2 separate regions of the Homo sapiens genome follow, and region 1 is linked to region 2. A link is a loop called in an ENCODE intact Hi-C map of the cell type or tissue named here. Cell type or tissue: heart right ventricle. All regions are shown on one strand. Links, peaks and the distances in the headings refer to the core of each region. The heading gives the core; the rest is flanking DNA.

Region 1 (16,170 bases), core at 105-8,104, 52 kb before region 2:
AGAAGGTGGCCATCTGTAAACCAGGAAGAGTGTCCTCACCAGAAAATGAAGTGGCTTCAACTTTGATCTCAGAATTCCAGCCTCCATAACTGTGAGAAAATACATTTCTGTTCTTTCAGCCAGTCTATGGCATTACATTATAGCAACCCAAGCAAACTAAGGCATGCCCAGAAATGACTACAGGGGTAAAAATGAGCAGATAATTGGTTTTTAGTGTCCTGAAGTTTATCTGCTTTTCCTTATGTACTTATATCGTTGCCACTGCCACCAGGCTACTCTTCCTTCTTGTCTGCTCCCAAACAGGGAAGAGCGAGCATAATGGTTCCTAAACATTTCCGTTATACCCGTACAGTTCTGATAGAGTTGTAAAAATGGGAGAATATGAAGGTTATTCAGGCTTCCCAATGATATGGTGTGAGATTCACTCTGTACTAAATATCCCAAAACTCTAGCCACAAACACAGCAAAACTCAAAGTCAACAAGTTTTCACTGAAAATAGATTTCATTTCATTCAAATTAGAAATGTGTTCTCCCAAACCGCCTCCCAACAAAGGTCTCTGCTTGATAAATGAAAAGATAGTAAAAGAAAACTTCACATTTCTTTTTATGTGGATCTATCAAAAGGTACATAATCAAAACAACTTTAACACCCGACCTATCCATGAGGAGTCTGGATGATTCACTCTGAAGGAAAAGGGGAGAGAAGAGAGAATCACTGCTCTGATTTGAAGTGTGCAAAGTTCTTATCTATGTCACTTAACACTGGTATAATTAATACAGAAAGGAAAATGACCCTCAAGAGGAAGGTTTCATTGAGCAGAGCGTAAGAGGAACAATAAGAGGGTAGGAGACACCTCCTGAGAAGGTTTGCTTGTGTTCAGCTGAAGATTAATAGGAAACAGTGAAAAAGCAACGTCCTGTGATCAGTAACTTTAAAGACAAGCTTGGTTCTCTCTTTCTGGCACTACTGACATTCCCACCATTCTAGCTTCCAAATTCTGGAAAAAGAGAAGATGATTAACAAAAATAGAGAATGTAGAAACTTCTGGTTTTGTGCCTACAGGATTGGCACCAGACCCTCAGTGCTCACTTGCTCCATCTACAAGGCAGCACCCCTCCCAGAGGCAGCCAGGGAGGCCTCTCCACCAGGGCCTGCGCTGGCTGGTGGTGCGGCTTCCTCCCTGGGCGCAGCACCAAGTGCACGTCTCCTACTTGGCCATCTTGCGGATCATGTAGTTGAGGATGCCCCCGTTGAGGAAATAAGTGAGCTCCACATCAGTGTCAAACCTCATGACAGCCTGGAAGGTCTTGCCAGTATCCAGCTGTGGCACAAAGAAACAGAAGCATCATTGAGGGAGGTGGCGAGACAGCTCTGCTCGGAGGAAATTCTGCCCAGCCTGCCCCTCAGGTGTGGTCCACACTTCAGTAACACCAGCAGCACATGAGGACATGCAAGGCTGCTGGCCCCAGCCCAGACCCACTAAATCAGAAGATGCATTTCAGCAAGATCTCTGGGAGGCTGCTTTGCCCATTACAGTTTGAGAATCACTGCAGACTGTAAATGATGGGGGTGAGAGCCATCTAAGAACTAGAAATAGCTTCTCAGGGCAGTAGCTATTAATGACATCAGGGTGGTATTTTCTAAACCTCTGGGGGCTCCCTGTGGACAGAAGTATTCAATCAGCAGAGATTTCATTAAGGTTGTCCCTTAGGCAGCTGGCCCATCTGCTTATCTGAGACACAGACTTTTGCACTGCCTCTGTCTGGGGCACCGAATGACCCCTGGGACCTGGTGCTGGGCACTTTATCTTTACCTTGCCTAGGGATCTATCATTTTCACTCTTGGGCTAATCAAAGCCTGGTGCCTATGGGCAGGCTTAGGGAGGGGTGAGTATATCTGTTGCTCACGTTTTTATAGTGAAATGTTTTAGGTAATGTGAAATGTCACATCCCTGAGCTCTCATCACGAGAGACCGGGAACAGGGTACAGTAGGGGGTGGGAGGTAAGAATGGAACTGAGGATAACTCTGTGAATAAACAGAGAAATTAAATCCATAGGCATCATCCTATGCTATGAAGGCAGGTAGAAAAGATGCTAGTAGGCCTCCTAAGTCTAATGCAGTCCTCCTGAGTGATATTTTTTGCCTTCTAAACCTCACTAATTTCCTTCTAACAAGACTGGTTACAAACGAGGGGGCCCCTTTCGACAGGGCCTGGCATAGAGAGGCTCCAGCTTACCTTGACCTGGACTTTCATTTGTGGTTTGAGGTTTTCTGGAATAATGATAGTGTATCGTTCTTGCCCTGTGAGCCCCAGGGCATCTGCATTCTCACCAGGGAGATATTCAAGTGGGATCACACCCATCCCAACCAGGTTACTGCGGTGAATGCGCTCGTAGCTCTCGGCCAGGACGGCTTTGATTCCCTGATGAATAAAGACAGTAGTTTAGACATACTTCCAATCTTTTCTTTGGATACACAGGTTTACAAAAGACTTTGTGAGAGAGCTGGCATGATGGCCGAATAGGAACAGCTCCAGTCTGCAGCTCCCAGTGAGACTGACACAGAAGGCGAGTGATTTCTGCATTTCCAACTGAGGTACCCGGTTCATCTCATTGGGACTGGTTGGACAGTGGGTGCAGCCCATGGAGGATGCGCTCAAGTGGGGTGGGGCGTCACCTCACCTGGGAAGCACAAAGGGTCAGGAAACTTCCTCTCCTAGCCAAGGGAAGCCATGAGAGACTGTACCAGGAGGAACAGTGCACTCTGGCCCAGATACTGCGCTTTTCCCATGGCCTTCACAACCAGCAGACCAGGAGATTCCCTCCAGTGCCTGGCTTGGTGGGTCCCACCCACAAGGAGCCCAGAAAGCTAAGATCCACTGGCTTGAAATTCTTGCTGCTAGCACAGCAGTCTGAGGTTGACCTGGGATGCTCGAGCTTGGTGGGCAGAGGGGCATCGGCCATTGCTGAGGCTTGAGTAGGTGGTTTTACCCTCACAGTGTAAACAAAGTCTTAAACTGGGTGGAGCCCACCGCAGCTCAGCAAGGCCTACTGCCTCTCTAGATTCCTCCTCTCTGGGCAGGGCATCTCTGAAAAAAAGGCAGCAGCCCCAGTCAGGTACTTATAGATAACACCCCCATCTCCCTGGGACAGAGCACCTAGGGGAAGGGGTGGCTGTAGGTGCAGCTTCAGCACACTTAAATGTCCCTGCTTGACAGCTCTGAATAGAGTAGTGGTCCTCCCAGCACAGCATTTGAGCTCTGATAAAGCCAGATTGCCTCCTCAAGTGGGTCCCCGACCCCCATGTATCCTGACTGGAAGACATCTCATACAGGAGAGCTCTGGCTGGCAGCTGGTGGGTCCGCCTCTGGGACAAAGCTTCCAGAGGAAGGAAGAGGCAGCAATCGTTGCTGTTCTGCAGCTTCCGCTGGTGATACCCAGGCAAACAGGGTCTGAAGTAGGCCTCTAGCAAACTCCAGCAGACCTGCAGCAGAGGAGTCTGCTTGTTAGAAGGAAAACTAACAAACAAAGTAATAGTATCAACATCAACCAAAAGGACATCCACTCAGAGACCCCATCCGAAGGTCACCAATGTCAAAGACCAAAGGTAAATAAATCCACAAAGATGGGGAGAAACCAGCACAAAAACGCTGAACATTCCGAAAACCAGAATGGCTCTTCTCCTCCAAAGGATCACAACTCCTCACCATCAAGGGAACAAAACTAGACGGTGAATGAGATTGACAAATTGACAGAAGCAGGCTTCAGAAGGTGGGTGGTAATAAACTCCTGCAAGCTAAAGGAGCATGTTTTAACCCAATGTAAGGAAGCCAAGAACCTTGAAAAAAGGTTAGGCGAATTGCTAACTAGAATAACCAATTTAGAGAAGAACATAAATGACCTGATAGAGCTGAAAAACACAGCACGAGAACTTCGTGAGTATATACAAGTATCAATAGCTGAATTGATCAAGTGGAAGAAAAGATATCAGAGATTGAAGATCAACTCAATGAAATAAAGCAATAAGAAAAGATTAGAGAAAAAAGAGTGAAAAGAAACAGAGAAAGCCTCCAAGAAACATGAGACTATGTGAAAAGACCAAATTACGTTTGAATGGTGTACTTGAAAGTGACAGGGAGAATGAAACCAAGTTGGAAAACATTCTTCAGGATATTATCCAGGAGAACTTCCCCAACCTAGCAAGGCAGGCCAACATTCAAATTCAGGAAATACATGGAACACCACAAAGATACTCAACAAGACCCATAATTGTCAGATTCACCAAGGCTGAAACAAAAGAAAAAAATGTTAAGGGCAGCCAGAGAGAAAGGTCGGGTTACCCACAAAGGGAAGCCCATCAGACTAACAATGGATCTCTCTACAGACACCCTACAAGCCAGAGGAGAATGGGGGCCAATATTCAACATTCTTAAAGAATTTTCAACCGAAAATTTCATATCCAGCCGAACTAAGCTTCATATGTTAAGGAGACATAAAATCCTTTACAGACAAGCAAATGCTGAGAGATTCTGTCACCACCAGGTCTGCCTTACAAGAGCTCCTGAGGAAAGCAATGAACATGGAAAGGAAAAACCGATACCAGTCACTGCAGAAACATACCAAATTGTAAAGACCATCGATGCTATGAAAAACTGCATCAACTAATGGGCAAAATAACCAGCTAACAGCATAATGACAGGATCCAATTCACACATAACAGTATTAACCTTAAATGTAAATGGGCTAAATGCCCCAATTAAAAGACACAGACTGGCAAATTGGATAGAGTCAAGACCCATCAGTGTGCTGCATTCAGAAGACCCATCTCAGGTGCAAAGACACACATAGGCTCAAAATAAAGGGATGGAGGAAGATTTACCAACTAAATGGAAAGCAAAAAAAAAGCAGGGGTTGCAATCCTAGTCTCTGATAAAACAGACTTTAAACCAACAAAGATCAAAAGAGACAAGGCCATTACATAATGGTAAAGGGATCAATGCAACAAGAAGAGCTAACTATCCTAAATATATATGCACCCAATACATAAAGCAAGTTCTTAGAGACCTACAAAGAGACTTAGACTCCCACACAATAATAGTGGGAGACTTTAACACCCCACTGTCAATATTAGATCAACAAGACAGAAAGTTAACAAGGATATCCAGGACTTGAACTCACCTCTGGACAAAGCTGACCTAATAGACATCTACAGAACTCTCTACCCCAAATCAGTAGAATATACATTCTTCTCAGCACCACACTGCACTTTTTCTAACACTGACCACATAATTGGAAGTAAAACACTCCTCAGCATACACAAAAGAATGGAAATCATAACAACCTGTCTCTCAGACCACAGTGCAATCAAATTAGAACTCAGGATTAAGAAACTCACTCAAAACCACACAACTACATGGAAACTGAACAACCTGCTCCTGAATGACTGGTAAAAAATGAAATGAAGGCAGAAATAAAGATGTTCTTTGAAACCAATGAGAACAAAGACACAACGTACCAGAATCTCTGGGACACACTTAAAGCAGTGTGTAGAGGGAAATTTACAGCACTAAATGCCCACAAGAGAAAGCAGGAAAGTTCTAAAATCGACATCCTAACATCACAGTTAAAAGAACTAGAGAAGCAAGAGCAAACAAACTCAAAAGCTAGCAGAAGGCAAGAAATAACTAAGATCAAAGCAGAACTGAAGGAGACAGAGACACCAGAAACTGTTCAAAAAATCAAATCAATGAATCCAGGAGCTGGTTTTTTGAAAAGATCAACAAAACAGACTGCTAGCCAGACTAATAAAGAAGGAAAGAGAGAAGAATCAAATAGAGGCAATAAAAAATGATAAAGGGAATATCACCAGTGATCCCCCGGAAATACAAAATACCATCAGATAATACTATAAACACCTCTACGCAAATAAACTAGAAAATCTAGAAGAAATGGATAAATTCCTGGACACATACACCCTCCCAAGACTAAACCAGGAAGAAATCAAATCCCTGAATAGACCAATAACAAGTTCTGAAATTGAGGCAGTAATTAATAGCCTACCAACCAAAAAAAGCCCAGGACCAGATGGATTCACAGCCGAATTCTACCAGAGGTACAAAGAGGAGCTGGTACCATTCCTTCTGAAACTATTCCAATCAATAGAAAAAGAGGGAATCCTCCCGAACTCATTTTATGAGGCCAGCATCATCCTGATACCAAAGCCGGGCAGAGACACAACCAAAAAAAATTTGAGGCCAATATCCCTGATGAACATCGATGCAAAAATCCTCAATAAAATACTGGAAAACCGAATCCAGCAGCATATCAAAAAGCTTATCTACCATGATCAAGTGGGCTTCATCCCTGGGATGCAAGGCTGGTTCAACATATGCAATTCAATAAATGTAATCCATCACATAAACAGAACCAAAGACAAAAACCACATGATTATCTCAATAGATGCAGAAAAGGACTTTGACAAAATTCAACAGCCCTTCATGTTAAAAACTCTCAATAAACCAGGTATTGATGGAACATATCTCAAAATAGTAAGAGCTATTATGACAAACCCACAGTCAATATCATACTGAATGGGCAAAAACTGGAAGCATTCCATTTGAAAACCGGCACAAGAGAAGGATGCCCTCTCTCACCCCATCAAAAAGTGGGTGAAGGATATGAACAGACACTTCTCAAAAGACATTTATGCAGCCAACAAACATATGAAAAAATGCTCATCCTCACTGGTCATTAGAGAAATGCAAATCAAAACCACAATGAGATACCATCTCACACCAGTTAGAATGGCGATCATTAAAAAGTCAGGGAACAACAGATGCTGGAGAGGATGGGGAGAAATAGGAATGCTTTTACACTGTTGGTGGGAGTGTAAATTAGTTCAACCATTGTGGAAGATGGTGTGGCGATTCCTTAAGGATGTAGAACCAGAAATACCATTTGACCCAGCAATCCCATTCCTGGGTATATACCCAAAGGATTATAAATCATTGTACTATAAAGACGCATGCACACGTATGTTTATTGTGGCATTGTTCACAATAGCAAAGACCTGGAACCAACCCAAATGCCCATCAATGATTGATAGACTGGATTAAGAAAACGTGGCACATATACACCATGGAATACTATGCAGCCATAAAAAAGGATGAGTTCATGTCCTTTGCAGGGACATGGATGAAGCTGGAAACCATCATCCTCAGCAAACTAACACAAGAACAGAAAACCAAACACTGCATGTTCTCACCCATAAGTGGGAGTTGAACAATGAGAACCCATGAACACAGGGAGGGGAACATCACACACTGGGGCCTGTTGGCGGGTCAGGGGCTAGGGGAGGGATAGCATTAGGAGGAATACCTAATGTAGATGATGGGTTGATGGGTGCAGCAAACCACCACGGCACATGTATACCTGCACATTCTGCACATGTACCCCAGAACTTAAAGTATAATAAAAACACAACAATGAAATACAGCATACAAATAAACAAAAATGTTTGCATATATTTTGTAACCTTTGCCTTGCTACCTCTATAATTCTCCATTTACACCATGTTTTTAGTTAATGTCAGAGTGAAAAATATCACTACACTCATACTACATTCTATCAATGTATAAGAAATGACTTCCGTTATAAAGCGAAGGATGATAAACCTAAAAATCGATCAGCATATGCACATCTGGAAATACTCTGGAGTTCTATTTCTGAAATATTAGTATTAAATACCAAAGAATTGTTTAATTATCTGATGCTGTTGCTTTAAGTAAACTTTTTATTATTTTACTTCAAAGTCTAGAATATCGATAATGAGATGATTCATAGACAGTGATGACAGTAACCTTTTACCTCTGTTATATCTTGAAAAGTCACTTGGTTTTGTGGACTTTTATAGGCCCTCATTTCCAGTAATTGTGTGCTATATTTCAGTGAAATCAGATGTCTAATGTCACAGGAGAAAAAGATGCTTCAGCCTAATTTTGCCATACATCTTCTAGACTGAAGGTCACAATGAAGCGTTTTTTTTACATTAACTTTGTACTCTAAGGGAATTACATCTTGAATACATCTAGGATGACAGAAAATGGCTTAATAAATTTTCAGTTAGTGGTCCTTATTTTTGCCTCATAACACCGTGCTTTCTTCTGTTATATTGCTTTGTAATTGTCTATTTACTGGTCTGTGCCCTACCCCAAATTATAAGCTTCTTGAGCCGGTGATTGTTAAAAAAACAAAAATAAACAAAAGACTTTGTAAGTTAGAACTGTTCTCACACCTAAATTATTTGTAAGTACATATTAATATTTTACATAAAATGTTATCCTCTAGTGATAAATAACACAATAGCTAGTCTTCACTGATTGCTCATAATGTAGAGGCACTATGTAAGCACTTAAATAATTCCTCTCATTCCACCATCCACTAACCCGGGGATGTAGATGCCCTTATTGTCCCCCTTTACCCAGGGAGTCAGTGCTGGTATCTGGTAATTGGACCCATGAAGTCTGACAAATGATATAACATGTTTTAGCAAAGTTACATTGTATCTGGAATCCACATCACAAAACAACATAAAATTTTTCCCTTGATTTTTTTCTACTATTTTAGGTGTATCAGCAGGCACAGAAAGTTCAATCAAAAAAGCAACTTTCAGAACATACCACAGATAAAGTAAATGATTACCTCTTGTGTACTGCTTTTACACTTCCTGCTTCAAAGATGAAATTGTGTTGAATATAGTCTTGATATTAAGCTTAAAGTATGTTTTATTGGGAATCTATAATTGGCAATATACAGCAATAAAGGATGGTACTCCATTAACTAGAACTCCCCATTAGTTTATTATTAATAATTAATAACTGTCATATAATATTAAAATACCCTAAGAGGTCTCTTGGTATCTAGGGCACACTTTTAAGATGCCCAACACCAGGGTCACTTTAGGAGCTTGTTGAAAACATAGATACTTGCGTACTACCCCAGATCTGCTGCATCAGAATGTCTTGCAGGGAGCGTGGGGTGGGAGGGGGCTAGTGATTCTTACAATTTTGAGAACCGTGAACTATAGCGCAATGGTTCTCAACCACTGCTGCATACCAGAATCAGCAGGGGAGGCTTTTAAAATCCCAATGTCCAGGCCTTTCTCCTTACCAATTAAACCAGAATCTCTGGAGATGAGATCCAAACACAGGTATTAAAGTATTAAAAAAAAAAAATCCCATAAGTGTTTCCAAACTTGAGACGCACTGCTACAGAGAGAGGGCAGATTCTTTGGGGCGGTAGATCTTTTCTAGGGTTTTAGGGATAGATGGATGTATTCTAGGGAGGTAGAAAGCTTTCTAAACACACCCTATTCATGTCACTAGCTCTGTGTAAAGGCCATGCTGCTTTGCTTCAGAAGCTGTAAATCATAGCTGTCCACTGCTCTCTGTAAGTACAGTCCAGCACGGCTACGTGGCCCAGCCTGGACAGCTACAGAACAGAAGACTGTATGGCTTCCTGGGCAGCCAGAACTCAAGCGGTTCTATAGAAAAGTCTGGACTCTAGAGAACCCCTGGGGGCCAGTTCTCTTCTTATCCTCTATCAGATCTTAGAGTTCCCTACCTGAGTGCTGACTGCCTGGGTTGCATTTTGGCTACAGCTCCCAACCCCCTTCCTAAAATCCTTTTCTTCTGCAATTATCTGGTTCTTTTCAATAGTTTCCAGAAAAGACAGGCCTTTGACCTACTATCAACTAATCAGAGAACATTTCTATTTTCCTCAGAGCAAAATAACCAATTAAAATAATAGGTGTGATGTTCAAAGACATTATCAGAAGCCTAAATGTCTGGAGAACTGCCTGCCAGACAGCCACATTTTTTTACTGTACTTGTGGATATGAACTTAGTGTTTCCGAGGTGCATTAATTTGCGAGCCACAAATGATTTAAATTGACATCAGGTAAGCCATGTGTACCCCACCCTGAAGATTCAGGCTGGGTGGCATGATTCTTCTCTGCTTTTAGGGCAAGCAAATGCTCAAGAGGCAAAAGCTCTCTGCTCCCTGCATGGCCCCTTCTATGGGGACACCTCAAGAGGTAGAGCCCCGAGATGGCGGAAGGTTCTAAAGAGCTGCCTGGGTATGTGCAGAGTGAGTTTCACTCTCATCGAGAGCCCATAAGCAGATATTCATAGGCAGTGAAGTGCAATTATAAAAAGTGATTCTCCCAATTTTCCAGGAGACTTAGAACCCATTCTTGCCAAAGTAACTCCTGAAAAAGTCCAGGCTCCTTTTCTCTTCTGTGAAACTGACAGATAATACAATGGCCCTGGCTTATTCCTGACATTCACCTGGAACAAGGGACCTGAATAAATTTGGGGTCCTCAGCCTCTGAGAATGTTATAAAAGCCATGACACCTCTCCCCATGAAAGACATACATGTATACTTCTGGATATGTTTTCAGAGACTTCACAGACCCTACCCCAAAACTGTTCTATAGACATGCCCCCAAGGTCCATTAATGAATGATAGATCCAGTTCAACTCTGCATTGCCCTTCACCAAATAAAATAAATCCAGAGGCACCAAGAAGCAGGCCAGGAATAAACACTACCTGCTTTTTTGAGCTTGCTCTTCCTTGACATCTTCTTGGAAAGTAAAGCAACAGGATTTGTGCCTGGGGACCCTCCCAGTTCAGAGGGGAGCTGCCTCCTAGGATGTCTACTTCATACTCACCAGCAGGAAAGGGCCCTTAGCTGCCCAGTCTCGGGAGCTGCCTGCACCGTACTCTTTGCCAGCCAGAACGATCAGGGGAAGGCCTGCCTGCTGGTACCGCTCAGCAGCATCAAACACATCAAGCTGAGGAAGAGAAAAGGAAGTTTTACAGATGCAGGAGAGGCAAAGAATGGACACAGGTCCCCTGAGCCCTGGTGAGGGCGGGGCTGGATGGGTTTGCAGATGGCCAAATCCGTCCAATCATCTTGTCTACAAATTCCCAATTATCTTGATCTTTTTACTTCTACCAAATTAAATTTTGTATTCTTTTTTTTTTTTTTGAGATAGAGTTTCACTCTATTGTCTAGGCTGGAGTGCAGTGGCACGATCTCAGCTCACTGCAACCTCCACCTCCCGGGTTTCAATTGATTCTCCTGCTCCAGTCTCCCAAGTAGCTGGGATTACAGGCGCACACCACCATACCCAGCTAATTTTTGTATTTTTAGTAGAGATGGGGTTTCACCATGTTGGCCAAACTGGTATTGAACTCCTGACCTCAAGTGATCCTCCCACCTCGGCCTCCCAAAGTGCTGGGATTACAGGCGTAAGCCACTGCATCCGGCCTTAAATTTTGTATTCTTAAAAACCATTTTATATTCTTTTGACAGAAATGCCTAATTGTTGTTGGTTTTATAAAAACATTAGAATCCTAAGGCATCAGGGGAGAAAAGGAAACTAGATCAGATTTTTTCTTTTCCATTGACTAAATTATTTTAAAACTCAAAAAACAGAATGTGACCTAAACATTTTGGCTCAATATCAGAAACTCGGTGATGTCAGTTGTAAAATTAGCAAAACACAAAGAAGGTAACATGTTCTGAAATTATATAAAGTGCAAACTTTTATCAGTCCCCTTTCTTCATGGAGGTCAAGGGAAGAGATGCTAGAAATGCAAATGGAAGCCCAATAAAAGGTAGAAAAAGATTAATATTTTAGTACATGAGAAACATCTTATACAAACAGATTTGTTTCTCACAGGGAATCTGAATATCTCACTGAACTGAGACTTTACAAAGACATGATATCATCTCTGGTGGTTGAGCAGTACCATTATTTTTCCAGGCTATGTAAGTCAGAAGATAAAATTCCTCAAAAGAGAGACAGGAGCTAAAGAAAACTCTCAAACAGACTTTCACAAATTTGTATTTTGGTGTACTGATGGAACCTGTGGTTAATTTCGCATGCATTACCTAAACCCGGATAGGATTCTGTATGTCTTCAGCTAGACAGAACTCGTAAATATAGAAACTGTCATAGAAACAGTGAAAACCTTCTTCTAACTGAATTGTCTGGATCCTTTCAAAGACCAGAAAGAAACAACTTATCTGATATTTTCAGAGACTGTAGCTTTGGGTATTAACAATGTGAGAGTGTGTGCTTTAAAAAGTACTGCAAAGTTGACAATCTCATGGCAAAGCACGTCATGTTACCCAAGATCAGAGGGACTAAGCAGGTCTAGAACTCACGTCTCCTGACTTTTCTATTAAACACGCCATGCTGAGAGCCACTGACAGCTTAGAAAGCAACAGCTCCCTGCACTCTTACGCTCTTCTAAAGAGAACATAGCATTTAGCTATTTCTTCTGTTACTGTGCCTGTGTATCTCTAGGTATTATGTTTAAACTACTAGTTCTTGATTTCTCCACTTTTTAAAATTATCTGTCAATATTCTACTTTGAGGATTTACTTCTCTTAACAATCTCTCCTCTTCCACACATCTCCCTTCTTCCCAACCTCCCAATATAGTTATTTTGGTAAGTCAGCATTTGGTGTTTGCATGATTATGACTACATAAATACTATTTACAGCTGAGCCAGGTAATGTGCTGTGATTTCCTTTTCTTGGTGATTTAAGACATGTTTCACTGGAGTCAGTAATTTTCATTTGTTTTGAATGAATTTTTTTGAAAATTACTAATTTTCATTTTTTCTATGTTTTTCCTGTTTCTATGTCCTTACCCATTAATTAAACCCTACAGTACAAATCACCTTTAAAGATATTCAGACACATCAGGCAATTTACCATTTTAAAATCTCTGTCATGGAGCTATCATTCCTGGAGCTCTCAGTCCCGTTCCAACTTGGGCTGACTGCTTGCTCTCTGGGCTTGGTGCATTCCTGTTACAGAGGACTCTTCCTTCACTAGCATCCTGGGGATTCCCTTCATCTGGATCCTATGTCTTCCCTTTTGATTTACTCCCTCATTTTGGTGGAACACATTGCCAAGTAGCTTCCTAAGGAAGGTATTGAGGGCTTTTTTAAGCTTTTGAATATCTGAATGTGTCATTACTTTAAGTGCACTTGACTGATGGTCTGATGGGTGTAGATTTTAGGATGCAAATCATTTTCCTCAGTCTAAGTTTCTAGCATCAAGAAGTCTGGAACATGTCTTATTTCCTGTTGTTTCATGTGAGCTGTTTTTCTCTGGAAATGTTGAGATTTCTCCTTTTGTTGCTCTTAATTTCACAGTGATATAACTTGGAGTGTTTTAAAATTATTTAGATGGGCCTTCAGTGGGCCTTTTCAATCTGGATTCTCAGAGAAATTTTGCTTGTAGTTTTTTGTTTTGTTTTGAAATAATTTCCTCTCTTGCATTTTTTCTGTTCTCTTTTTAACACTTCTATTTAGGCAGGTTGTTAGGGCCTCCTGAGTTCAGTTCTTACATTTTTTTCTCTTATCTTTCTGTTACATATTCTAGGAAATGTTCTCAACTAATCACCTTCTCCTTTGAATTTTCTTTTTAAATTTAAAACATTCTTTCTTGTCTTCTGATTGTTATTTCATAGCAACAGAAAATGAACTCTTCTCTAAGTATATAATTTTTTTCTTTTACTTTTTGCACTCCCCATCACCCTGTTCAAGTCTTGACTCAAATGTCTGTTCATCCTTGATTCTGTCTCATTTAAGATGAGGTTCTAGACATCTGACTAGAAGTTCTATGTCATGCAGGGCTTGTAAATGCGTGTGGTACACTGTGATGTTTATTAGGGGTCCCCCAATGTCTATAACTACAAGTCTTTCCCCTTGGTCTCTAAGGTATTCCATCATTCGACATGTATCTTTTTACATTTAATATTCTGTAACCTCTGCTATCCATTGAACAGGCGTCTGCTGGGCTAGGTACTGGTTATTTCTAAAGAACGAGTTTGTGTTACAAAAATATAATCAGTTACGAGTGAGGCAGTATGTGTGGTGGTAAAGGGCACTGACTTCAGAGCCAGACTTTCTGGGTTTTAATTTCAGCTTTTCCACTGTGTGACCTAAAGGAGTAATATGACCTCTTTATGCTTCACTTCTCAATTTAAAGCACAGATAATCATGGTACCTACCTCAAGGGGTTGTTATGAGCATTACATAAATCAATATATGCCAAGAGCTTAGGAGAACACCTGGAATGTAGTTAAGTGCCATAGACATATTAGCGATTATTATTTTAAAATAAGTCGGCAGGGTTATTTCTCAAGTAAGTTAAACAGTTTACAGGCAATTTCACAGCACTCACTGGGAAGGGAAGTGACACTAAGGACCTATGACATGTACCAGACTCTATGCTAGGTTTTATATTTCATTCCATTTCATTTTAAGCCTCAGAGCGTTCTTCCAAGGTAAGTAGTATTTTTACTTCACAGGTGAGAAAAGCAAGGCTCAGAGATGGAAATAACTTTAAGGCTCCACAGCTAGTATAACGTGGAGCTGGGAACAAACAGTCCCTGCTGCAACATACTGACCACAGTGCTCCCATTAGAACCAAAACATGCCTCCAAGCACCTCTCTACTCCTTCTTTTCATGTGGATTAGATGAATTAAATTACATGCCAATAAAGTCATACAATAGCACTTCTTGATAAATATCCTTTAATTTAACCTGGTATTTCCCCTTCGAATACTTTAAATGAAATGTCACTCAAAGCTCAATTCCTAAGAAAAGAGACTCAGTGAAACCACGGTCTAGAATCTCTAAGCAAGAAGAAAAGGTTTGAATTTGTCAATGATACATTCTATGCATATGGACACCTGGCAAGGAGGACTGTAGTTAGGGTAGGATGGAGCTGTGAAGAAAAACTAAAACCAAAAGGCGAGTAACTGTAAATATCCAACCTCCACCAAGGCTGACAAATGCTAGTGTCTGCAGGAAGCAGAAGACAATACTCACGATTTCCCCAGAAGGCAGATGGATAGTCTGTGGTGCCTGCTTGTTCAAAAATCTGTTTAACAAGCGAATGTTGGCAAATGTTCCCCGTGCCATGACGGCGTCATTACCTCGGCGGGAGCCATAGGAGTTGAATTCTCGTGGAGTTAGGCTAAGAAGGCAAGCAAGAAAGGAGCTGGCTTAGTGAAGCAAGCAAAGATTAACCTTAGCTTACACCAAGAAAAGAAAAAAACAAAACAAAACAAAACATAGACCTGGCTATTTCTCTAAGTCTCCTAAGCATTGTTCTCCATGGCAGAAAAGCTGTCCCCAAAGCTTCAACGGAGAAGAGAGAGAGGTGAGAAGGGGTGGTGAGAGGCATAAGTCAGTATTCTCCTGGGTTAATTGTCTTTCAAATCTGGTTAGAAAAATAAGAAGGAAGTCTAAAAAAGAATGTTTTATTTGTTAGTAGGGTAGCCTATAAAGCTTCATATAAGATAAAGAGCTAAATTAAAAATAAGTGAGAAAATGGAAGCAAAGGGAAGAATTAGGGTAGGCAAATCAGATGGAGCCACAAACAGGGGGAAACACAAAATACGTTCCACAAAGTAACCAGAAATAGTTTCAAATTTGTCCCTGAATTATCAGGAACTCAATGCAAAGGAAAGACACACAGCTGGCAACATAACTTACAACTTTCATGAGAGAAAAATCGAGGCAGTGCTAAAGAGGCAGAACAGCTATTTCTGGTCCCCAAACCAGAGGAAATCTTGTCTGTGGGGCCTCAGTGAAAGGAAACTTTGCAGTGTCAGGAAACATACCTTACAATTAACACCGTGACCAGTTCACTGAGCTGTTCCTTAAAATACTAGGGGGTGGGTGTGTTAATATTATTTAATCAATGGTTAGATAGAATTTAAGGACTGAGAGAGTTTAATGGGTTACAGGAGCAGGTGAGTATGTCTTGGAATCCCTGAAACTATCCAAAATGTTGTGGGTATGTGCATTTTTCTGGGAAGGCATTAGATTTGCTTTCATTCAATTCTCTGACGTGTTCATGCCTCAAAAGGGCTCAACAATCAATAGAAAAAAGGCATTTGGATTCTGTTCCTCAAATTCGCTCTGGGGAATCACTGAAAGAACTGATTCAGCAGATGGGGATAGAAACCAGGAATTTTTATGTCCTCACGTGATTCTCGTGGAAACTCAGATTGGGGAACCACTGACCTCGATTAATATATGAGACAGTAGTTGATAATACTGGCATACCT
Region 2 (16,459 bases), core at 4,609-12,608:
CCAAATGTGTCAATTTACTTCCCTGTAGCTACAAATGTCTGGGGCATAACACAAGAAGCCTCACATGATTCCTGCTACTCCCACCACCCTACAAAGTCAGTTGGTATTTTTGGGATGGATATAGTGACCAATATGGTGGCTCTTGGAGAAAATGGCTTGTTTTAAAGTGCACTACCATTTGCCTCCCTTTTTCCTTGGAAGCTAGATAACTGTCTAGTTTCACTATATGAAGGAAGTAAATTCTATCTGCAGAAGGGAAGAGAAGAACCAGTTAGTTATACCAGCACATGCCAAGTGCTTTACACCATCTTCTTTACCTGGCAACATCTCCGTAAATGAAATCTATCATTATTTCCATTGTACAGATAAGCATACCGCAGCTCAGAGGGATGAAAAACCTTGCGTAACGGCATACATCCAGTAAGAGGCAGAGCTAGGTTTCAAACCCTGGCTCTTTCTGCCACCCAACACCACCTCTCTAGGTGCAGCCACCCTGTTCTGACGATGCTGCTGTTGGAGGTCACCCACTAGCCCCTAAAGCTGGGAAAGTCATGGGAAATCCTCTCACAAGAGACTCAACTTTGAATGCTGGAGTTGCCTTTACTTCTTTCCAGGGGGCCCCAAGACCAGGTCTGAGCCAGGCACTGTCACCTGTCTCCTGCCACTTTGTGCTGAGCCACAGGTCAGTAGAAAGTAATAGCAGCTGCATTTCAGCAACCAAAGACTAGCTTTGTTTGGAAAACAGGCCCTCCATATAAGCCTAGAGGACTCCGGAATTTGGAGCCACTTCAAGGTTCCACCCATACTATCATTCTTGTCTCAAATCTCCTGGTTTAGTAACTCCAAGACAAAGCCAAAAACAATCATGTTTCAAAGAGGTGTGAGAAGAAAGATCTTTGGCTGGGTAATGGGTCCAGATATAGAGAAGAATCCAGGCATCATACCTCCTAAGCCTACCTTTCCCTGGCCAGACACTCATCCCATCCCTAATCCTTGAGTATTATCACTGGTCCTTCAGGCTCTAAAAATACCTCCAAGATCTGGGGTTTCATCTAGGAACCCCACCATTGGCCAGGAAGCCCTCCCTATGTCCCACATCCACATAAAGCACAGGTCCCACTGTTTCAATTCCTTTCTTATCTCCCACTCTCTCCTCCTGCTACTTTGTTCTTGGCTCTTTTCTGTTTTATCTGATCTTCATTCAACAATAAAAGATAGGAATGAACAAACGAAGACAATGAATGTGGACATTTTGGAGATGGCAGAGTATCTAAATATATATGGTGTTTTTCTTTTTTGAAAGAGGGAAGAGTTAGCATATATCACACTATTTGGGGTTGCTGCTTTCTTTGTTCTATAGAATGAGATGATACTACATGGTGGCAAGAAGAGAAAAGAGGAGAAGAAAAAAGAAAAAAAAAAGAAGGAAGGAATGGGAAATGGTATCTTTTAAGGTACAAGGTGGGAGCAATTATTCAGAACTTGTCCCTCCGGGACGCTTGTCAGAATGATGAAGACAGCTGAACACTTGTCCCTGGCCACTGAATCAAGGAAGACAGATGAACAGTTCTTAAACAAAAGGAATAAAAACGGAGCTACTGTATCTGAAACCCTTCATTACATGTAGTTCACATTCTGAAAGTCAAGATAATTATTTGGTAGAGAAACAGTGTCTTTCAAAGCTAACCCATCCTGAAATACTAGCTGGGTGACTTGTACAGGGTTATGATTAGCACAGGTACACTCTGCATGCAAGAACGGGGGTGGGCATGGACAGTCTGAACACCAGATTTTTAAAGTAGGTCACTAAAAAATAACAAATATTATGCAAAGGCAGGCAGAACTAGGGTAAGACATTTAACAAATGAGCCATGCTCCCAGTAAAAGGGTGGGAGGAGTGAAGAGCTAGGGTTTTTCCCCAACCACAGTCTTGCTACCAACTGACCTTTGGCTCAATTGAGGACACTTGCAGGTGCCTTGGAGTAGCACCTTTTGTGCATACATAGCATGGCACTAAGGCATGGCACCAACCTGTCACCATTCCCTAGGGACACCTTGACCTTAGGTGCTAAGGAGGTAATGAGACATAGAATGTTGAGTTTTTAGTAAAGAACCTTAGCAATCATGTAGCATTCCCCAGAGGAAGACAGAGAGGCCCTGAAAAGCAACTGACTGCCTAGGGTCACAGGACTCATTAGTGGGATAACCAGAAAAAAAAAAAAATACAGCTGATTTGCCCTCCAGTGAAATGCAAATTTCCCTCAGGGGGAAAAAAAAAACCCTTAAAATCTTTCACAGGTAGAGTTGAAAAAAGTACTACCTAGGTGTATCACAGTCTTTTGGTGCTTCTGTGATGTTAGTTCTATAATCACTTACTAAAACTTCCATGTGTTTCAGAATTCCAGAGAACTGACAGCTAAACTTTGGAAAAACAACTTAAATTTAGGTTTCTGATGATCTGCCCTGGGTGCCACTTTTTTCCAAAAGCCACAGTAAGGGCAAATCAATTTTCCTGATATAATATTGCGTATACAATCCCTTACTCAGATTCAAGATACAAAATGTTAGTAAAGGCTCACATTAAATGATATGAGAATTTTAAAGTTGCAAAATAATATATATATGTATATACTAGGATCTGATTTAAGTGAAAAAAAAAAAAAACTTCAAGACCATTAGTGTATATTCATTCATACACACACACCATTGCATATGCAAATGCACAAAAAAGAAAGACATAAAGTTAACATGGATTACAAATAGAATAACACATTGTATAAAGGGGAGACTTTAGCTTTCTATGTTTCATACTCCTGTATTATTCAAATTCTATTTTTGATAAGCATGCATTCATTTACTACTTACTTCTTAAAACACTGGAGCGGTCATTTAAACTTTGTACATAAATACCTACATTAGCATCTCTATAAAATGAGAACTTGACATCTTCAGCAATACCCTTTGAAAGAAAGATAGAATGGTCCGTAAAGTTCCTGGAACTACAAATGCAGATCTTTCTTTAATAATGACTGGTGAAGATGTATTTAAATTTGTGACTATAACTCCAGATAAAGTCCACTTTGCTCCCCTCAATATGTCCTTTGATATTCACCAACAGAGAGAAAGAGCTGTGAAGAGAATCCCTGAATGGCTCAAATTTAGCCTTAGATGAACAGTGCCACACCTCATTCAAGTCAAACACACTAATCCAAGGGGGGCCCTCCCTTCCCACCCCATCCCCAGCTCCCTTTCCAATCTCAGCAGGATACCAAATTTGTTACTGAACCACATCTTCTTGGGTGGTGGTAACTTTAAAAAATATTACACTAAGGAATAGATACAGCCAGGCGCAGTGGCTTACACCTGTAATCCCAGCACTTTAGGAGGTCGAGATGGGCGGATCACCTCAGGTCAGGAGTTTGAGACCAGCCTGGCCAAGGTGGTGAAACCCTATCTCTACTAAAAGTACAAAAATTAGCCGGGCATGGTGGCACACACCTGGAGTCCCAGCTACTCAGGAGGCTGAGGAAGGAGAATTATTTGAACCCAGCAGGCGGAGGGTGCAGTGAACCAAGATCGTGCCATTGCACTCCAGCCTGGGTGACACAGCGAGACTCCATCGCAAAAAAAAAAAAAAAAAAAAAACAGAAAAAGAAAAAAATAAAAGAAATAGATGCTCACTGTAGCAACAACAGAAAATGCAGGTGAGCAAAAAGAACAAAATAAAATCCTTTGTAATACCATGATTTACAGTTTCATTTACCATGACTTTTAAACGCATTTGAATTTTTCAAAAAAAAAAAATCACTAGACCTCACATTGTTTTGCTAATTGCTTTTTTTCACTCAACAATAAACCTCAAATATCTTAATAGGACAATCGTGTGATATTTTACAGCACTTTAAACTATACCATAAAAATCTATCCTTCAGATATATAACAATTTCCCTATTATTAAAATACTTAGGTTGTTTCCAAGTACTAGCATTCAAACAATGATGCCTTGTATACTCACATCGTTAGTAGGTCCTTAAATCATTTCTTTCAAATAAATTTCTAGCTTTCAGTTCCTAGAAAAGAGCCGAGTGAAAGGATTTGCATATCACCAGGATGCCTGGAAAAGGCTGTACCAATTTTACGACCCTTCTCTGAGGCAGTGAGTGGAGGTACTCAAACCAGGCAATAGAATTCATATTTACCTTTTGCCAAGTTGAGACATTAAAAAGCCAATCTTGGTACTTCTTTAATAGCTAGTTAAATTGAGTAACTTTCCATCTGTCTGTTAGGCATCTAAACTTCTTCTTTTGTAAACTGCCTGTCTGCCAGACAGGTCAAACTGAGTAACACTAAGATGACCTCTGCTGATCAAATGTTTTCATCTCCAAGGGGACTTAACTGAGCTATTAATGTGGATGCCTCAGCTCTGTAACTCTGGAGAGACTGAAACTGCCTTTGGCCTCTACTTGGTCTTGAGATATGGTCTACAACATTTCCCTTTACGTGAATGACAGACAGCCCTAAAATCTGTCGACAATTTGACCCCATGCTTGGGTGCACTGTGAGCCTAGTGAATTATAGCAAGGAAAGGGGATGATTATCTTAAATCATGGACAAAATCCTATTTGGGCCAGTACACTTTGCTTATGAGTAGCTCTACATTAAAATTTAAATATTAGGTTGGCAGCTATTTTCTTTCAGCATTTAGAAATATCAACCTGGGTTGATGCAGTGGCTCATGCCTGTAATCCCAGCAATTTGGGAGGCCAACGTGGGTGGACTGCTTGAGCCCAGGAGTTTGAGACCAGCCTGGGCAACATAGCGAGACCATGTCTCTACAAAAAAGTGAAAAAATTAGCCAGTCATGGTGTCCCACACCTGTAGTCCCAGCTACTCGAGAGGCTGAGGTGGGAGGATCGCTGGAGCCTGGAAGATTGAGGCTACAGTGAGCTGTGATTGTGCCACTGCATTCCAGTCTGGGTAACAGAGCAAGACTCTGTCTCAAAAAACAAAACAAAACAAACAAACAAAAAAAAACAAAGAAAGAAAGAAAAAGAAAAAAGAAAAAAAAAAAGAAATTCCGAACCCTGGGTGCAATCCTTGTAAACAGGTTTTGTGAGGGAGACTGCACATAGCATATGGATGGATGCTAAACCATCACTCTTGCTAGAAAACCACGTCAGCCCATACACCCACCCAGCTGACAGGGAGTGATTCAACAGTAGCATTCAAGAGGAGTGCCATGTGATGATGTTTATCTCTCATAGCTAGATTTGTAGAGATGTTTGGAACAGTCGACTTACTTTAAGCTAAATGCCAAGGATCAGAAAAAATAAGATTCACCTTTTAGGGTCTCCATCTCATCTTTGGAATATATACATCTATGAATTTGCTACTTGTGTTATCAAAGTTTAATTTTCCTATGATAGTGAAATATTATAATTAATTACCTTATGATACAGACAGAGGCATAGTATTAATGGACCCTACAAGCAATCACAGGATTTCCACACAGCAGGAGGAGGAGCACAGGAGAGGAATAAACCCAGGCAGCAGAACTATCAGTAGTGGGCTGGACAGGATGAGAATTTGTTTTTTGTTTGTTTGTTTTGGGGGTACATATCAGTTTCCAGGGGAGCTTGTAGAGCTTGAAAGAGCCTTCAGATGATCAACTGAGAATCATCTCTCTATGGTCTAAAGTACTGGCAGCACATCCCCCAATCCTTTTTTTGGGCTATCTAAAGACACCTAAGAGTGGATTTAAAAAGTCTATGCAAACAAGAGAAAAAGATTTCTCCTGTATTTTATGTGGTTTGCCCTTCTGTTTTCCTCTCTTCCTACACCTTCTGAAATATACTTGTCTTGAACTGCCATGGCTTCCAACTCTAAAGTCAAAGTACTATCACTGCATCTCTGAGGTTCACTGCAGCTCATTAAAAAGGTTAGCTATATTTCATTTCTGTTTAAAGAGAAATTAATTGGCCCTACTCCCAAACTAACTTTTGTGTATCTAAACATCATGCTACTTATAAACAATATTTTTGTCAAAAGTAAAATTCCAAGGATGTCTATGTGAACATAAACAACATTGAGGTCAGAATCATCATGGCCAGCAATATCACCAAGGCTTGTCAACTGGGTTCTTTCATAAGAGAGCTAGAAACATTAATTCTTTGTTTTATTTGATGGGGATGCATCTGGGAAACTGCATTAAATATCTCTGAATTTTCCAAGAAACCAGGTCATCTCTTCAATTCTTTTAGCTGTTCATAAAACAAAAACCTATTAAATATGATACTTGTAACTAGAAGAACTTTGAAGGAGAAGTCACATGAGCAATTATCTATTTTTTGGAGAGAAACTGGGGGGAAAAGAGTGGTGCAGAAAGAATGGATTTAACAATATAACCACATTACGTCAACATGTTTTTCTTGAGCACTAAGTATGTGCAAGGTGCACCATATGCTACAGAAAGGAACAAAACTCTGCCTCTATATCAGAAAGCTTTCCCATCTCACAGCAGCTTGTCTCTTCTTGCTCAAATTTTAAGTTAGTGGTCTATTTTCACTCAGTCTTTTCTCATCCTGGATAACTGACCAGAATGTGCTATATATATGTCAAGATTTTAAAAAAAAAAGCTTAAATGATGGTTTTATTTTGAATTAGCCATATAACTTTTCTGTGCCTCAGTTTCCCAATCTATAAATAAGGTTGGTTAACGATCTAAAAAGTCCTTTCTAAGTGGAAAAAATTCAATGATTCATTCATTCACATTTATGTTAACTGTCTATTACATGCCAGGAACTGTTTTAGGTCCTGGTGATACATCAGGGAACAACAGAGACAGAGTCCCTGCCCTCATAGTACTTCCATTTTAATGGAAGGAGACAGACTAAACAAATAAATAAATATACAAACAGAGTATCAGATGGTGACCCATTCTATTGATAAAGCAGGGCAAAAGCAGTAGAAAGTACAGGGGCTGTGGGGAGTGTCAGTGATCAAAGAAGGCCTCACTGATGTTCAGCCACTGTGCAATCCAGGGAGGGGTAACCTCACGTGCAAAGGCCCTGAGGTGGTGGCATGCCTGGTGGGTCTAAGGAAGGCCAAGGAGACCAAGGTGTGTGAAGGCAAAAAAAGGGGAAGACAGAAAAGGCAAGAGGTAGTAGCGGCCAGACCACATGAGGCTCTTTAGCCAATTTTGATGTTGTAAATCTACACTTTAAGCCAGGTGTACAGCTAGGTGTTTGTAGTTTATCAAAGTCCCTACTGTGAGGACTTTGATAAAGACAGTGATAAAGTGGCCACAGTAGGGACTTTGATAAAGACAAACTACAAAGCCTTAACTGTCATCTGGTTTAGACTGTAGACTTCCAACATCAAAAATTGGTTACAGTTTGATAAGAAATTAACTCATATATGAAAATATTAGATTGTACTTGAAAAGTACTTACTTCCTGAAGTCTAACCCTATTTCCCTGAATTTCATTATTAAGTAACACTGGAAATTCTCAGGATGTATCACAAAAATGATCATGACTCACTCGGCAGATGTGTACAGCCACTGCCAAAAACAACAGGACTTGGGGAACCAGGGCCACGCTATAGCAATGCCTGACCAGGCAGCCCCTGCCTCTTGAGGGCTCCCCTAGTTCTGGGCTCACTGGCCAAGAGGGGGCAGAACATCACATGCAAGTCTCAAAGAGAAAGACTTAACACATCCTCTAAGCTCGTTTTAAATTAGTTGCAGCAGCACAAACTCACAGAAATATTCACTTTTACTTTTTAGTGTCACTGTGGGCCAATATAACCAGAGTTTCGTAAAAAGTCTTGGTGAACTTCGACATTTATAAATTCCAGAGACAGGCTGAGAAAGAAAGTCACCAAGGGTCATGAAACATTTGGCAAGAAAGTAAAGGAAGAAGTGGGGGCATTGTCCTGAGAACCCGGCATCTGACCCGGCCCTGAGCCTGACCTCATCCTCTCCTCCTTGAGGTCTTCCTCAGCCCCTTCTCAGAATGTGGGCCCCCTACCCTGCAGCTCCCTATGGTCACCAGTGTGGTGTAGTACATGACACCTGCAGATACCTCAACTAAGCCCTACTGCATCTAAGTTTTTTGGTTTTTTGGTTTGTTTTTTGAGACAGGGTCTCACTCTGTCACCCAGGCTGGAATGCAGTGGCGTAATCTCGGCTCACTGCAACCTCTGCCCCCCAGGTTCAAGTGATTCTCTGGCCTCAGCCTCTGGAGTCGCTGGGATTACAGGTGCCCACCACCACGCCTGGCTAATTTTTGTATTTTTAGTAGAGACGGGGTTTCCCCATGTTGGCCAGGCTGGTCTCAAACTTCTGACCTCAAGTGATCCGCCCATCTCGGCCTCCCAAATTGCTGGGGTTATAGGTGTGAGCCACCACACCCAGCCTGCATTTATGTTTTAAGAGGAGGAGAAGTAGTGGGTGAAGACAGCTGTACTTTCAAAAAAAAGTATTACAAAGCAGGTCCAGTTGAGATCCAATCTTTAAGAAAGCAGCATGATTTCCTCAGGCTCCTGAACTCATTTCGCAGATTGTGGCAATGAACTTTTCTAACTCAAACTTTAGGAATTAGGAATTAGAAAGAAAGGCCATCACCACAAGAGATTGGGTGTCTGGCTGTCAGAGGTCTTCTGGGCCATCTTTACCTCTGTGAATTCGCCAAGTGTCTGAGGCCAACTATACCCAGCCACCTCACCAACCTGGTCTCATCAGGGCTGACTGAACTCGGGGATTATGACTCATGCTAATAAAATTCTCAGAGCTCAATATGCAAACCCATATATTTACTGATTTTACCTAAGAAAGGCAACTGTCAGGAGGACCTGATGCTCCTATTTCTGATCAGCACATTCCTTCCCCGCAGCAGGATAGAAGGATGTTAGAAGCTACAAATCTGAAGCCAGATGCAGGCGTGCTGAGAGAGGGAACTGGAACGCAAACCCAAGTCCATCAGACTCCAGAGCCCAGCTCTGAAGCAGCTGGTTCCATCCCAGTGACTCCCACAATGGCACAGCTGCTCTATTTCACTGGGTTGAAGGAGTGACAAATACTAAAGCAGCATTAGACCTTGATACTTCTGGGACCTGGGCCTTTCTATGTTGTCTATGGGAAGGGACTGGTGTGGATTCATTCATACACACGACATTTACAGACCTGGGATGAAGGGATAAAGTCCCCATCCTCCTTCAGATGCTCAGACTGAGAATGGAGACTGTGTAGGAGAAATCAGAACATCATGCAGCCCATGCTACAGGTGTGGTGGATGAAGGCTGATAAAGAACCACCAGGGAAAAGCACCTAATCCAGCATCAGAGCATCAGAGGGGGAGAGAAAGGACTCTAGGGACAGGTGACACCATGCACAAGCCTTCCAGAATTACACAGAGGTACAGAGTCACTGAAAGAATAAGCTGGCAGATGAAACAATACATTAAAGGCACAAAAGTGTGACATTGTGGGAATCATAAAGTGTTGCACGTGGATAAAGTACAGGGTACATGTTGGGGAGAGCTAAGAAACAAGGGATGGAGCAAGGTCCAGGTTGCTGCAAAGTTTGAATTTTTACCAAAGGTAAGGAGGCACCATTAAAGGATTCTGAGCTGCAATCTTTAAGATGAGATTTGATTTTCAGAGATCATTCCGGTAGGGGTATAGACTAACTCAGGGAAAGGCTGCCAGACTGGTGTCTGGGAGGCAGGTTACGGTGTTATTACAGTCAATAAGACAAGGCAATGAGGAGGTACAGGAGGGAACAAATCCAGGCAGAGTTATGTATTGGGTGAAATTCACCCCTGATATTTCACGTAGGTTCTTTTCTATTTTCCCTAAGTGTCGGCCGGTCTGAGAAATAAAGGGAAAGAGTACAAAAGAGAAATTTTAAAGCTGGAGACATCACATGTCGGCAGGTTCTGTGATGCCCCCTGAGCAGTAAAACCAGCAAGTTTTTATCAGTGATTTTCAAAAGGGGAGGGAGTGTATGAATAGGGTGTGGGTCACAGACATCACATGCTTCACAAGGTAGTAAGATATCACAAGGTAAATGGAGGCAGGGCAAGATCACAGGACCATAAGACTGAGGCAAAATTAAAATTGCTAATGAAGTTTCGGGCATGCATTGTCACTGATAACATCTTATCAGGAGACAGGGTTTGAAAGCAGACAACCGGTCTGACCAAAATTTATTAGGAGGGAATTTCCTCGTCCTAATAAGCCTGGGAGCGCTACAGGAGACTGGGGCTTATTTCTTCCCTACAGCAGTGACCGTAAAAGACAGCCACCCCCAAAGCAGCCATTTTAGAGGCCTACCCTCAGGGACGCATTCTCTTTCTCAGGGATGTTCCTTGCTGAGAAAAACAATTCAGCGATATTTCTCCCATTTGCTTTAGAAAGAAGAGACATATGGCTCTGTTTCCCCCCCGGCTCACCGGCAGTCAGAGTTTAAGGTTATCTCTCTTGTTCCTTGAACATTGCTGTTATCCTGTTCTTTTTTCAAGCAGCCCAGATTTCATATTGTTCAAACACACATGCTCTACAAACAATTTGTGCAGTTAACACAATCATCACAGGGTCCTGAGGTGACATACATCCTCCTCAGCTTATGAAGATGATGGGATTAAGAGATTAAAGTAAAGACAGGCATAGGAAATCACAAGGGTATTCATTGGGGAAGTGATAAGTGTCCCTGAAATCTTCACAATTTATGTTCAGAGATTGCAGTAGAGACAGGCATAAGAAATTATAAAAGTATTAATTTGGGGAACTAATAAATGTCCATGAAATCTTCACAATTTATGTTCTTCTGCCATGGCTTCAGCCGGTCCCTCCGTTCGGGGTCCCTGACCTCCCGCAACAGTTATGAAAGCAGGATGGGCTGGGGTAGGTAAGGAAAAAAGATAGGTCTCGAATAGCTTCTGTGTTTCTCATTTGGGCAAACTGGCAGAGCCAATGAACAAGATGGGAACTGAGATGTTGGTTTTAGACACGGTGGATCTGGGATAAGATCTCCTGCGGGCAGGGGCATATATGGGCCTGGAGCTTAGCAGGTTGGACTGGGACAGAAGCTGGGAAGAACAGCAGCAATGTTCAGGCATTATCCCATGAGTGCCAGGTCACCCAGAAGCTCAGCAGCCTGGAGACATGTGCTGAGTGCCTGTGGGGTGCCAGGCATCTAATCCAATTCCTCTAATGCAGACCCTTGGCAACTTTGTGACAAGGGCATCACCATCCCATTTCACATGAGAGAAGACAGGATCTGACGGGCTAAGTATCTTGCCATGGTCTCATGGCTGGTAAGTGACCAAACTGGAAGTCAAACTCAGGCTCCTGATGTCAGAACCAACTCTCTTGCACCATGCTCCTCCCAACAGGCTGCACAAGTGATATCATTTTACAGTCATTTAACATATTAAGATCCAAAAAACCAAATGCATTTAAAAAAAATAAATCTCATTTTAAAACAATCTCCAAGCTCTAAAGCACATATATGGGGACGAGATGGTAAACCTCATGTTCCCTAAAACATCCTTGATTTTGGCAAAATTTGTATGGTAACTTTTAAAGAATGGGTTGATGTAAATAATATAGGCATTATTAGCACTTAGACTGATTTCTTATCTAAGAAAATAAGGGTTTATGAAACATAACATCCTTAAAACCAATCCTGAGGCTACTTTTGATTCTGCCGTTAATACAAAATTGTACCTTTCAAATGTCCACCCATCATAGCTCTTGTACATCGCAGATTCTTGGCAATGGCTTATTTATCTTATCTGTTCTGAACCAAAAATTCAAACCTGGTAATCATGTAGGAGGATACTTTCCTAGACTGACACCTCTTCTTCATGAACTATGCCACAACTTGCAACTTGCCATGTAATTCCACAATAGCAGTTATAGAAAGGATGACAAGGATGTTGAATAATTAAGTGTTCCATACATGTCTGTTTTGCGAGCAGTGGCCCAGACAAGTTACACTATCCAAAGATGGGCTTGCCCAGGGTTCTCCTTAGATCAAGACAAGAGGATGAGAGAGAACCACACCAGCACTCATGTACAAACAGCCTTACTAATTCATCTAAGGTGGATTAATTTTTGACACCAAAGATAACAGCAGAACATGAGGAATCTGAGGAACAACTGGCTCAGAGAGTGTGATATTGTTTCAATAGGTCTATGGCATTAAGGGGCACAAGAACCTGTTCCGTCTCCCAAAGACATGCTTAGATGCTTTTGCGTCTTCACATATTTGCAACATCTAATCCCAAAGACTCTTGGTTTCCAATTGATTCTTAAAGTCAGTCTCTGCCACTTGCTGCTGAGGACAAGATTTCTTCTATATTCTTAAACCTTAGTTTACTTCTTTGCAGATTTTAGGTAACAATGTCTGTCTGCACTGCTCTGCCCAGATGACAAGGGCTGCTAGGATAATTAAATGAGGTAACACACGAAAGCACTGCATATTCTGGGAACTATATCCCCGTGAGCTACCATAATTCATGAGATTGCTATTGACTTACCTATGGTAAGCTCTAAATGTAGCCTGTTTCTTTTACTGAAGATTTAAATATACATTCTAAAACAAGTATTTAAAATATAGTCAAGAATCACTCTTATCCAATACAAGTGACCCAATATTATTCAGTTGTATTTTTTCAGGTCTTTCGCCTGGTGGGGGGAGGTGAGGGGATGCATTGTATGATTAGAGAAGACCCACAGGCTCCAGATATATTTGTGAAAAAATGACAAAAGATCATTAAAAACATTTTCTTTTTAGAAAGCTACGTTTTTATATTGGCTCGAATTTAAGACTCTTTTCATGGCTCAAATTTAAGACTCTTTTCACCATGATTCTTTAAAATCTTTTAAAATCCAAACAGATGAAAGAAAATGTTCTTGGTCCTAGGTCATATTTGAAAATTTTTCTTTTAATGTGATGGATTTCTTTTATACTCAAAATTTTTCTCCAGTGAACTTAATCAATTCAAATTATTTTAGCATGTATTTCTTGAGTATCTTCTTTGTATTACGCATTGCTAAATACCATAGAGGAAAAGAAGATAGGCACACATTCCTTCTCTTATTTGAAGACTGCAATCTGACAAGGAGACTAAGATAAGCACACAAATACAATAGGATGAGGGTTATAAGAAAAGTCAAAGGAAAGAGACAGCTACAAGTGGGATTCAAGAAAGGCTTTACAGAGAACTACGAAGTGGAAGATGAATTCAGATGCACAGGCAGAGTAAAGAGCAAATACCAAAGTAGAGAAACAGGATAGCGCAGCAAGTGTTCAGGGGCTCCTCAGCAGTTCAGTATGGCTGACATTAGGGCAGAACAGTTTTAAGATTTTTGCTACAGCAGTCAATACATGCTTATTCCTAAAAGACCTAATAAGTGATTCTCGTTAATTTATACAGCTGCAAATGAAGATGCCAACTCTTGCCAGAAAGAAAAAGAGGTGATGTTGAAGAAAAGTATAAGGGAAGAGCCAGGCGCAGTGGCTCATGCCTGTAATCCCAGCACTTCAGGAGGCTGAGGCAGGCGGATCACCTGAAGTAAGGAATTCGAGACCAACCTGGCCAACATGGTGAAACCCCATCTCTACTGAAAATACAAAAATCGGCTGGGCGTGGTGGCGCACGCCTGTAATTCCAGCTATTCTGAGGCTGAGACAGAAGAATTGCTTGAACCCGGGAGGTGGAGGTTGGAGTGAGCTGAGGTTGCACCACTGCACTCTAGCCTGTGTGACAGAGTGAGACGCTGTCTCAAAAAAAAAAAAAAAAGTATAGAGGAAACAAAATTGGCCAATTATCACTGTTCACAGTCGTTGAGGCTGAGGGTTTATACTCTCCTCCCCACTTTGTATGTCTGAGATTTTCCATTAAAAATAGAGAAAAGGAAAAAAAAAAAAAAAGAAATGAAGGCCAGTCGATCTAGGGAGACGGTCAGCTGATGGTGCCAGTCAACTGAAGTGAGAGGGCGAGGCCAAGGTCAGACAGACTCTACAGGGGAAGCAGACACAGCACAATGTGACTACATGGTAAGTGTGCCTGTTTTTCGGTTCGCCATGCCTCACACTCCTCACATTTCTCACTGGGAGACAGTAGCTGGAGTCTGCCACCAGGTAAGCTGGTGGTAAGACAGCCTAAGAAAGATGGAAGAACTGTCCTCAACATACCAGGTGTAAACATACTGTAGGGGTTGATTTTGGTAATGTCAAATGTAATATTTATTCATGCTTGAAAACCCCGATAAGCTAAAATGAAGAAAATCTAAAAAGCAAGTGTGCTGTATCACCTAGAGAAAAGCACTCAATGTTTTGGCATATCCGCTGCCTTTGTACATGCAGGGGCACACTCGTACATATATGCACATGCTTTCTCTCCTCAGAAATACAGAATCACAGGGAAATACTGCTGTGTAACATGCTTTTTTTAGTTTAAAAACTATACAACACTATTTTGTAACACCAGTGTAAAGGCTGCACAATAGCTTGCTAAGGAACACTTTGAACTAGTATTACTAACCCTGGACAAGAGTCAAACATTAATACTGTTAAATAAAATGTTTTGACTTGAGAGTCTCTCTCTTATTTTTATACTAATATTATATATACAAGTTCAGAGCTGTGATATGACAAAGCAGTTTTTTTTAATTGGGGGAGGAGGATGGTGGCAACATTCCTATCAGAGAAATAACTCTATTTTCCTTCCGAAAGTATACGTTGTTGGGATTTTAGGTTTACTATGTTGTAAAAGCAATATATGAATGCTACAGGCTATCCTCCCTTATAAGATAGGCACACATCTGTTATTATGAAAAGTAACAAAAGTTCTCTGGCTTCCTTCTACCTCATTCCACTGCCCAGAACTGGCTACTGGTCTATCTTCTAAACATTCATGATGCTACTTTAAATACATGGAATGGAATATGTAATGACACATGCACACAACTTATGTACACATAGATGTACAAATATGCATACACACAGGTATACACACACAGTGTACTCTACAATGTATCATATACATATATAACGAGGATTTTTTTTTTTTGAGACAGGGTCTTACTCTATTGCCCAGGCTGGAGTGCCGTGATGCAATCATGGCTCACTGCAGCCTGGACTTCCCAGGTGATCTTCCTGCCTCTGCCTCCCAAGTAGCTGGGACTACAGATATGTGCCATCACACCTGGCTTTAATTTTTTTCTGTATTTTTGGTAGAGATGGGGTTTTGTCATGTTGCCCAGGTTGGTCTTGAACTCCTGGGCTCAAGCGATCTGGACTCTCAAAGTGCTGGGATTACAGGCGTAAGCCACGGTGCCTGGGCCTTTCCATCCTTTTTAACATTTCCTTTGTCTCTGCCCCTGGAATCAAGACAGCTCTTAGAGACACTACTAGTTTTTGCATAATAATATGCAAAATTCACACAACGGGTTAGACTGCAGGTACATCCATTCTAGCATAACATCTGAGATGGCTCCAGGGAGGGAGTTGGGAATAAGACCCATATGTGGCTCTGTCCTCAAAACTTCAACACACTTGGCCTTCCTTTAAACAACCTACTATGGAGTCTTCCATGATTGATTCCAAATCCTCTACAGTTACTACTGCCCGCTACGTCCATCTTGGAGACTCAAGTTTCTGGTATTCACGCATAAAGTCCTGAAGAATCTCCTTTTCCATAAAACTCTCTCTTTGAAACATGGTTCTTGTTCTGATAGTCTAGGTCAGGAGTCTGCAAACTATGGCTGGCCCTTGTTTTTGTAAATCAAGTTTGACTGGAACACAGCCATGCTTGTTTGTTTGCATGTTGTCTATTGCCGCTTTCGTGCTTCAACACCAGAGCTGAGTAGCTGCAATAGAAACTGTATAACCATAACCCAAAAAGCCTAAAATATTTCACTACCTGTCCCTTTACACAAAAAGTTTGCTGATCTATATTTTAGAATATGATGAAAACAGATTTTTTTCCTTATCAAAAATTTTAGAGGACTTGAATCATACACCCTATATCTAGGATCTTTGTCTAGGCTAAAGAGTCTGTTTTCTACTAAAAAAACAAACCAAAAGCACCTTGGCTCAGACAATAGCAGTGTCAGCTGGCAAAGGTTTAACAACTTGAACTCCAAGAGGAAAAAAAAGCTCTGATGTAGCATTTGCCAATTTCCATGGTGTTATTATTCCCACCATGGCTTATTTCAATCTAAAAAATGTGTTGCCACTGAACACGGAGTTAGGAAGAGATATGCACAAATGCTAGTATAAACCAGCTCTGAAACCACTGGCTCCTTGGGACACTTACTATCAATGGCCTAACTCCTCATTTTAAAGTCAAAGACACTGAGACCCAGAGAAAGTGTCTTAACCCGAGGCTGGCCCAGTGACTGGCACCAGGTTGGAGGTAATTTCCCTGTGAATCTGGCTGCCTCA

Evidence for each region. A loop is a pair of places that touch in the nucleus more often than their neighbours do. Peaks named below come from ENCODE experiments on the same cell type or tissue, not always from the same donor. Only the 100,000 strongest peaks of a DNase experiment are listed, where the experiment ranks them.
Region 1: it touches region 2 in a loop (8-fold over the local background); 35 of 110 quality-filtered maps call a loop at or near these places.

Annotation. Positions count from the first base shown.
Region 1 is chr9:32,435,151-32,451,320 of GRCh38, reverse strand. ACO1 (aconitase 1) reads right to left here. Exons shown (of 21, transcript NM_002197.3): 18 at 14,924-15,071; 19 at 10,734-10,856; 20 at 2,240-2,425; 21 at 1-1,323. The coding sequence ends at 1,210. Among named protein-coding and RNA genes, the nearest start is that of ACO1, 59 kb to the right of the region's middle. In heart right ventricle, for the core only: no CTCF peak of the experiment used is centred there; no DNase peak of the experiment used is centred there.
Region 2 is chr9:32,387,153-32,403,611 of GRCh38, reverse strand. The region is part of intron 1 of ACO1 (aconitase 1); the gene reads right to left. Among named protein-coding and RNA genes, the nearest start is that of ACO1, 11 kb to the right of the region's middle. RefSeq lists an enhancer at 10,074-10,645. In heart right ventricle, for the core only: a CTCF peak has its summit at 7,675 (motif pointing right); a DNase peak (open chromatin) is centred at 7,621; H3K27ac peaks cover 1,613 bases.